Linked DNA regions of Homo sapiens: region 2 is linked to region 1. Evidence: chromatin contacts called from ENCODE Hi-C or POLR2A ChIA-PET data. All regions are on one chromosome and are shown on one strand. The core of a region is the stretch at or near the end of the contact, and the rest is flanking DNA. Distances in the headings are between cores, read along the strand shown. Region 1 holds the start of TIMM17B (translocase of inner mitochondrial membrane 17B). Region 2 holds the start of GPKOW (G-patch domain and KOW motifs).

The links. A loop is a pair of places that touch in the nucleus more often than their neighbours do. ChIA-PET counts read pairs that join two places held with the same protein, here RNA polymerase II (POLR2A). Pooled maps may share reads with other maps.
Region 2: a loop to region 1 is called in a map of naive thymus-derived CD4-positive, alpha-beta T cell, with 2.4 times the contacts of the local background. The contact joins the promoter of GPKOW here to the promoter of TIMM17B in region 1. A Hi-C loop is called at or near these places in 1 of 168 maps with a recorded cell type or tissue (naive thymus-derived CD4-positive, alpha-beta T cell), 2 of 37 single-sample maps with no recorded cell type and 10 of 50 pooled maps. POLR2A ChIA-PET finds 5 or more read pairs at or near these places in 2 of 52 experiments (AG04450 and Panc1).

What each region holds. Positions count from the first base shown.
Region 1 is chrX:48,896,125-48,900,328 of GRCh38, reverse strand. TIMM17B (translocase of inner mitochondrial membrane 17B) reads left to right here and starts at 2,561. Exons shown (of 6, transcript NM_001395498.1): 1 at 2,561-2,605; 2 at 3,471-3,570. The coding sequence starts at 2,580. PQBP1 (polyglutamine binding protein 1) reads right to left here and starts at 2,399. Exons shown (of 7, transcript NM_001032382.2): 1 at 2,247-2,399; 2 at 1,753-1,837. The coding sequence starts at 1,819. RefSeq lists enhancers at 1,736-1,955, 2,006-2,375, 2,666-2,865, 2,896-3,045.
Region 2 is chrX:49,121,209-49,125,412 of GRCh38, reverse strand. It overlaps GPKOW (G-patch domain and KOW motifs), which reads left to right and starts at 1,678. Exons shown (of 11, transcript NM_015698.6): 1 at 1,678-1,866; 2 at 2,637-2,791; 3 at 2,891-3,015. The coding sequence starts at 1,691. RefSeq lists enhancers at 701-1,354, 1,355-2,008.

The sequences.
Region 1 (4,204 bases), core at 1,312-3,811:
GAGCGAGACTCTCTCAAAAAAAAAAAAAAAAAAAAAAAAAAAAAGTAAATCAATGATCATTGCCAGTTTTATTTTTTTGAGATGGAGTCTTTCTCTGTTGCCCAGGCTGGAGTGCAGTGGCATGATCTCGGCTCACTGCAAGCTCCGCCTTCCGGGTTCACACCATTCTCCTGCCTCAGCCTCCCGAGTAGCTGGGACTACAGGCATCTGGCACCACGCCCGGCTAAGTTTTTTGTATTTTTATTAGAGATGGGGTTTCACCCTGTTAGCCAGAATGGTCTCGATCTCCTGACCTCGTGATCCGTCCACCTCCGCCTCCCAAAGCGCTGAGATTACAGGCATGAGGCACCCTGCCCGGCCTGGGATCATTGACAATTTTATTAACCACAAGGTCTATACCTTGCACACAGTAGGCTTGTAATAGATGTCAGTTATCAATAAGGAGAAGATATATTTTCCAGTGCCTGGCACACTATAGCCCCAAATAGATGCCAGTTTTTAGTATTACTGATAATAAGGTGTGATTTGCAGCCAGAGCACAGTAGGCCTAAATGATAGATCCTCACTGCAACTACGCTTGGCACACAGGAGACAGCAGTAGAGGTTAGCAGTACTTCCTATTAGATACTATGTCATCACCCCCATAGAGTAATCCATGGGATTTAACTTGGCATACAGTAGGCCCCAAATAGGCATTAGGTGGTCAGTATTATTTTGTTGTTTTTTTTGGATTTTTTTCAGACAGGGTCTCCATGTGTCGGCCAGGCTGGAGTGCAGTGGCACAATCTCGGCTCACTGCACCCTTGACATCCTAGGCTCAAGAGATCCTCTCACCTCAGCCTCCCAAGTAGCTGGGACTACAGGCATGCACCACAACACACGATTAATTTTTGTATTTTTTGTAAAGACGGGGTTTTGCCATGTTGCTCAGGCTAATCTCTTAATCCCTAAACTCAAGCAATCTACCCGCCTCAGCCTCCTAAAGTGCTGGGAATGCCAGCTTGAGCCGCCACGCCCAGCCAGTCAGTATTGTTAAGAATGAAATATCTGCCGGGCACAGTGGCTTATGCCTGTAATCCCAACCCTTTGGAAAGCCAAGGGTGGGGGGTGGATCACCTGAGGTCAGGAGTTAGAGGCCAGCCTAGCCAACATGGTGAAACCCGTCTCTACTAAAAATGCAAAAATCAGCCGGGTGTGGTATCACGTGCCTGTAATCCCAGCTACTTGGGAGGCTGAGACAGGAAAATCGCTTGAGCCCGGGAGGCGGAGGTTGCAGTGAGACGAGATCACGCCACAGCACTCCAGCCTGGGCGACAGACCGAGACTCTGTCTCAAAAAAAAAAAAAAAAAAATTGCCAGGTGTGGTGGGGCGGGGCGTGCCTGTAGTCCCAACTACTCGGGAAGTTAAGGCAGGAGAATCGCTTGAACCTGGAAGGCGGAGGTTTTAGTGAGCCGAGATCGCGCCACTGCACTCCAGCCTGGGTGCACAATAAGACTCTGCCTCAAAAAAAAAAAAAAAAAAAAAAAAAAAAAAAAAAAAAAAGAATGAAATATCTATTCCCCCAACCCCCTCCACTTGACACGCGGTAGGGATGGATGTCAGGAATCCACATTGTTAACAACGAAAAATGCCTGCCACCCCATTGCTTGGTGCACAGTTGGCCCATGCTAGGTATCAAGCGTCAGTATCAACAACAAAAGTGCCTGTCGAGGCTGGCACGTGTTAGGACCATCTGCTTTTAGCTGTCTCACCAGGCTCCAGATGTTTGAGGATGCCTCTCTTGGCCAAGCGGGTCTGCAGCGCAACGGGCAGCGGCATAGCTGATAGCAGACAGACCTAGGGACAGACGAACAAACTGACAAGCAGCTCAGATAAAGATTCCTATCTGGATCCCGTAACCAAGCGCCTCCCGTAAACATGTACTCATCTGACTCCGATCTACTCAAATGAACCAGTAGCTGGGTGGACAGAACATACGCACTAAAAGATGTAAGAGGTAGGTGGCAATATCATCGCAACTCCCACCAACCCTACTGTCCCCGAAACCAGGTGCTCCAGGGCCCTGTTCCTCTCCCAGGCCCAGGCTCCGCCCACAGCCTAAGAAGCCCGGCCCCTCCGCACTTCAGAAATGGGCTCATCCAGCGTCCCCATGACTGCCGGGTGGGAGAAACCAAAGCGCTGGGATGGGGGAGCAGAGGGCAGCACTTCCTCCAGCTCCAAAAGAGTGCACCCACCCCAACGTTACCAATACACTCGTGCAGGTAGTGGAAGGCTGTCACACCGCCCGTCTCTCTCGTGTCGCCGCTACGATACCTGGGCCCACACGACTCTCTTCCCAAAACACCGAATGAGACCTTCTCTCAACGAGGCCTTCACTCCCCGAGCCTGAAAGTAACTGGACTACGCTCAGGAGGCAATGAACAAATGGCAGAAACTCGATTGGCCAATGAGAGTGCGTCCTTGGCGTGACATGCGGTATAGCGACCCAATCGCTGCCCGGTAATAGGCGGAAAGCTCCGACGCCGGTGTGCGTCTACGCTGGGGGCGTGGCCTGACTGCGCGGCCAGACGCCAGCGCCATGGAGGAGTACGCTCGGGAGCCCTGGTACGGCAATGGGCACAGGCATCCGGAATATTGCTGCGACGCCAAGGCCAGCCGTGGGGGTCGGGCGGGGGAGGCATCGGCCGCACAGAGCCATGTACCAGACTCGGGGGACTCTTAACGTATCTCCCGCTACCCCCACTCGGTTCCTGTCATTCGGGCTCCGTTATGAGGGGCCACAACCAGAGAAGGTGCGGCGAAGGCCGAACCACGCCATGTTTCTCCTGACTTCGTAATCTCCTAGCCCTGTTAACGAAAAAAGACACGCTGGACGATCCATCCCGGCTAGGGGTGGTACGGTGTTGACCGGAAATCCCCAGAGTTGCCGCCAGTGGTTTTTCCCAGGTCGCCTTTGTCAGTGGGGGGCGGGGCACGGATGAACCTGTTGAGGGCCGGCGGGGACGGTGGATGCTTCCCGCGGTCGCTCTTGGTTTTTCCCAGTTGTGCCGGATTGAAAAGGGGCGGGGCATGGTTGGACGGGCTCACCGTCGGAGAAGGGGTGCGACGCGGTCCTGCTTTGCTGACAGTCTGTCTTGGCTAGTTAACACGCCTATGTCGCTTATTGAAACGTCAACTCTGCGTGTGCCAATTCATTTAATCTTTGATCACAGTAAAACCGTTGGCTGATTCCTTGGTTGGTAGACAGGGCGAAGACTAATATTTCTCCCCCTTTGCCCCATTTCTCGCTTTAATGGGGGGGTGTGTGGAAAAAGCGTGACAGAACTAGCTCATTATTATCTGAAGTGTTTGTTCCTACTTAGGAACTTCCCATTCTGGTGACTTGGTTTCTCCCAGTTAGAAAAGAGTTCGTGTGACAGGACCTGGGGGAGGGCTCACATTAACCCCGTCCTTCCCTTCCTGCTTGCAGCCCATGGCGAATTGTGGATGATTGCGGTGGAGCCTTCACTATGGGTGTCATCGGTGGCGGAGTCTTCCAGGCCATCAAGGGTTTCCGCAATGCCCCTGTTGTGAGTCCAGGCCTTCCCTGGGTTGGTGTGGGGTTAGCTATCTTGCCCACAAGGGAGGCTGCTCTGAAAACTGCTTGGAGCTGCCAGTCACGTGCACTTATTCATTCTGGTGCCCACTCACCTACTATGTGCCGAGCCTGGCTCCTGTATCTGGGATTTTGTAGGGATTGCAAACATGGCCTCTGTCTTCCACCCTCCACCCCACCCAACTGGAGCTCCTCTGTGGAAATGCTGTGTCGTTCAAAGAGTCATCACCAAATTTTAAATGTATGTGCAAAGCCAGACAGTTTTTTTTTTTTTTGAGACAGTCTTGCTCTGTTGCCCAGGCTAGAGTGCAGTGGCACGCTCTTGGCTCACTGCAACCTCTGCCTCCTGGGTTCAGGCAATTCTCCTGTCTCAGCCTCCCAAGTAGCTGGGACTACAGGCATGTGCCACCAGACCTGACGAATTTTTGTAATTTTAGTAGAAATGGGGTTTCACTATGTTGGCCAGGCTGGCCTTGAACTCTGGACCTCAGGTGATCCACCTACCTCGGCCTCCCAAAGTGCTGGGATTACAGGCGTGTGCCACTGTGCCTGGCCATGTTTTTTTTTTTTTTTTTTTTTTTGAGACAGCATCTTGCCCTGTTGCCCAG
Region 2 (4,204 bases), core at 429-2,928, 230 kb before region 1:
CAGGCATGAGCCACTGTGCCCAGCCTATTTTATTGATATTTGAATCTAGTGCCTTGTTGAGTATTAAAATCTGACATCAGTAGGCACTATTCTTTTTCTTTTTTTTTTTTTTTTTTTTTTGTTTTTCTTTTGTTTTTCTTTTGTTTTTGAGACTGAGTGTCACTCTATAGCCCAGGCCGGAGTGTTGAGATCTCGGCTCACTGTAACCTCCGCCTCCCGGGTTCAAGCGATTCTCCTGCCTCAACCTCCCGAGTAGCTGGGATTACAGGCATGCGCCACCACACCCCGCTAATTTTTGTATTTTCAGTAGAGACGGGGTTTCACCATGTTGGCCAGGCTGGTCTCGAACTACTGGCCTCAAGTGATCCGCCCGCCTCGGCCTCCTAAAGTGCTGGGATTACGGGTATGAGCCTGGCCAATAGGCACTATTTCTTTCTTTCTTTCTTTTTTCTTTTTTAAGACGGAGTCTCGCTCTGTCGCCCAGGCTGGAGTGCAGTGGCAGGATCTCGGCTCACTGCAAACTCTGTCTCCCGGATTCAAGCAATCCTCCTGTCTCAGCCTCCCAAGTAGCTGGGGATACAGGCGCCACCACCACGCCCGGCTAATTTTTGTATTTTTAGTAGAGACAGGGTTTCACCATATGAGTCAGGCTGGTCTCAAAGTCCTGACCTCAGGTGATCCACCAGCCTCGGCCTCCCAAAATGCTGGGATTACAGGCATGAGCCACCACACCCCTCTAATTTTTGTATTTTCAGTAGAGACGGGGTTTTTTATGTCTATTATTTATTTTATGTCTATTATTTATTATTGTACACAACTGACGCTCCATCCCCCCCACCCCCGACCTTTTTCTTTTTTAGAGATGGGGTCTCGCTCTGTCACCCAGGCTGGAATGCAGTGGTGCGATAAGAGCTAAGTGCAGCCTCGAATTCCCAGGCCTCAGGCCATCCTCCTGCCTCAGCCTGCGGAGTAAATGGAACTACAGGTGCGCGCCACCACACCCAGCTGATTATTTCTAAATGATTTACTTCATCAACACTTCCCACATAAGTAGGGCACACATTAGGCGCTCCATAAATACTTGTCAAACGCCTACACGAAGGAAGATTAATGTCTGGCAAGAATGAATCCACCTTCCACCATGCCTACCCCGCTAAAAACTACATTTCCAGCCAGGCGTGGTGGCTCACACCTGTAATCCCAGCACTGTGGGAGGCCGAGGCAGGAGAATCACGAGGTCAGGAAATCGAGACCATCCTGGCTAACACGGTGAAACCCCGTCTCTACTAAAAATACAAAAATTAGCCAGGCGTGGTGGCGCATGCCTTTAGTCTCAGCTACTCGGGAGGCTGAGGCAGGAGAATCGCTTGAACCTGGGAGGCGGAGGTTGCAGTGAGCCGAGATCACGCCACTGCACTCCAGCCTGTGAAACAGAGCGAGACTCCATCTTAAAAAACAAAACAAAACAAACAAAAAAAAAACTACATTTCCCTGGGCGCTTGGCGCGACGCGCTCCCACCACGTTTGAAAGAGCGACAATTACTTCCCACGGCCCCTTACCGCCCCCTCCCGCCGGTGCCACAGTGGTTGATGGGAAGGTAGTTTTTACGCACTTTGGCCGGCCCCTAGCGATCTGAACCCAAACTAAATTTCCCAGCAAGCAGCGCGCCGGCCTGGGAAAAGGAGCAAGATGGCTGACTCCAAAGAGGGTGTTTTGCCGCTGACGGCTGCTTCCACTGCCCCAATTTCATTCGGCTTCACTCGCACGTCCGCACGGAGGCGGCTGGCCGACTCGGGAGACGGCGCGGGGCCATCTCCGGAGGAGAAGGATTTCTTGAAAACCGTGGAAGGGAGGGAGCTGCAGAGGTGACGCGCCGGGTCTTTCACCCCTTGGAAATCTCTGCGGTGGGCGTAAGCGGGAGGGAGGAATCTCAGTTGTTTGTCTTGGTGACAGTGACCTGTTAAGCCTGAAGCACAGCCTGAGTAAATTCGTGGAGGCCAGAAGGCGGGAGTTTATAGGAGGGGGTGAGGAAATTGGGCCTGATAGCTGTGGGAATTGCGAAGAGAGGATGTATTACTGAGAAGAAGTGTCTTTAGGACTTGAAGACACTAAGGTCTGTGCGTTCTGGGAGAAGGAAAGAATGAGAAAATGACAGGACCTGCTAGTGTCTCAACTGAAGGGCTGAGGCGTCCCCGATATGGGGAACGGGATGGAGCGGCAGATTCAGGTTGATGGAGGCCACCATCAGCTTAATGAGGAGAGGAGTGTCTGAGGGGTCTGAGGGAGGGATTTCCAGAAGAGAATCAGGCATCTAGGAAGCTGTTTGGGAACCTGGAGCTGGGGAAGGTCTGGGCTGAAGATAGTGATTTGTGGGCCATTGTAGAAGCCGGTATTGAGTTAAACAGAGAGTGCAGGACTTATTTCTCGAAGGCACTGACATTTATGAGTTGGGGGCACTGGGGAGATAATCCAGAGAATGCACGATCAGAGAGGAACAGGAGATCCAGACATGGAGTAGGGAAGACATGGTCTGTGGGGCTGGGGTGAGTTTGGCTCTTGTGTTTTCTCTGAATGAAGGAGTGTGACCCACTGACCCTGCCATTCTCCCAACCCCACCCCTCTGTGTCCACATCAGTGTGAAGCCCCAGGAGGCCCCCAAGGAACTCGTCATCCCTTTGATCCAGAATGGCCATCGCAGGCAGCCACCAGCCCGGCCCCCTGGGCCATCCACAGATACTGGGGCCTTGGCGGATGGGGTGGTGTCCCAGGCTGTGAAGGAGCTCATTGCGGGTGAGTGATACCCCTTTACCCTTCCCCATTGAAGGAAGAAGAGGAAGAAGGTGGAAGGATAGAGTGGGACTTCATTGCTCCCTCCTATTCTTCCTTTAGAATCCAAGAAGTCTCTGGAAGAGAGAGAGAATGCGGGTGTCGACCCCACGCTCGCTATCCCCATGATCCAGAAAGGATGCACCCCCAGCGGGGAAGGGGCAGACAGCGAACCCCGGGCAGAGACAGTGAGCTGGCCCCTTGTCCCCCTCCTGCCCCAGCCTTTCTTTGCCCTGTCCGCCAGGCTGTGTCCCTGCACGTAGCAGGGAAAGTCTGTGTGTGTGCTAGAGGCCCGCCACCTGCCCCTTCTCCTGTCATCATTTTGGAAGCATTACCAAATGAATCTGGGTATCTGGATGCTAAAAACGTACTTGAATCCTAGGATTATCTGAATGAGGTGTGCAGCAAAGGGAACAGGAAATGTAAAGGCCCTGAAGGTAGACACTGCCTAAAGTGTTTGCGGAACACCAAGGAGACCAGTGTGACTGAAGTGGAATGAGTAAGGGGAAGGGGTAGTAGACGAAGTCAGAAAGGAGATGGGGGTGCTAGACCAGGCAGGGCCTTGTAGGCCATTGTGAGGACTTTGGCTTTTACTCTGAGTGAGATGAGAGCCTGGACAAGCCCTGAGCATAGATGAAATATGATTTATGATTTGACAGTATCCCTCTGGAAGCTGTGAACAGACTCATTAGTGAAGGTGGAAGCAAGGGGATGAGTAGTCCAGGCTAGAGATGCTGGGGACTTAGACCAGAGTGGTCTGGAAGGATAAGTAGGGTTTAGTGAGAGAGGGAAGAACAGAGTGAGTACTCCTGTTAGTAGTAACAGCCCAAGCAATGGCATAGTGGTAGAAAATCGATATGGTGTGTCCATCAGTGAGGCAACATGTGGTGTATCTGGAGTGAATGGGAAGGAGTGATGATGGGAGGTGACAAGAGGGGACGTGAGAGGCATGTCTACAGAAGTAACCAAGTCTGTCTTTCATACCCACAGACCTGACTTTTCACCTCTTCTTTCATAAATTTCTTGCACTGCTTCTTTTGAGTCTAGTTCTTCTACAGCCCCACACCACTCTCTCTTTCAACTGAACTGTTCTCTTCAGCCTTCAGATGTGCCCTGGTTTCCTTCAACATTTTTTTGTTTGTTTGTTTTTTGTTTTTTGAGATAGAGTCTTGCCCTGTCGCCCAGGCTGGAGTGAAGTGGTGTGATCTCGGCTCACTGCAACCTCCCGGTCCTGGGATCAAGCGATTCTCCTGCCTCAGCCTCCCAAGTAGCTGGGATTACAGACACGTGTCACTACCGCCTGGCTAATTTTTGTATTTTTAGTAGAGACGAGGTTTCGCCACGTTGGTCAGGCTGGCCTTGAACTCCTGACCTCAA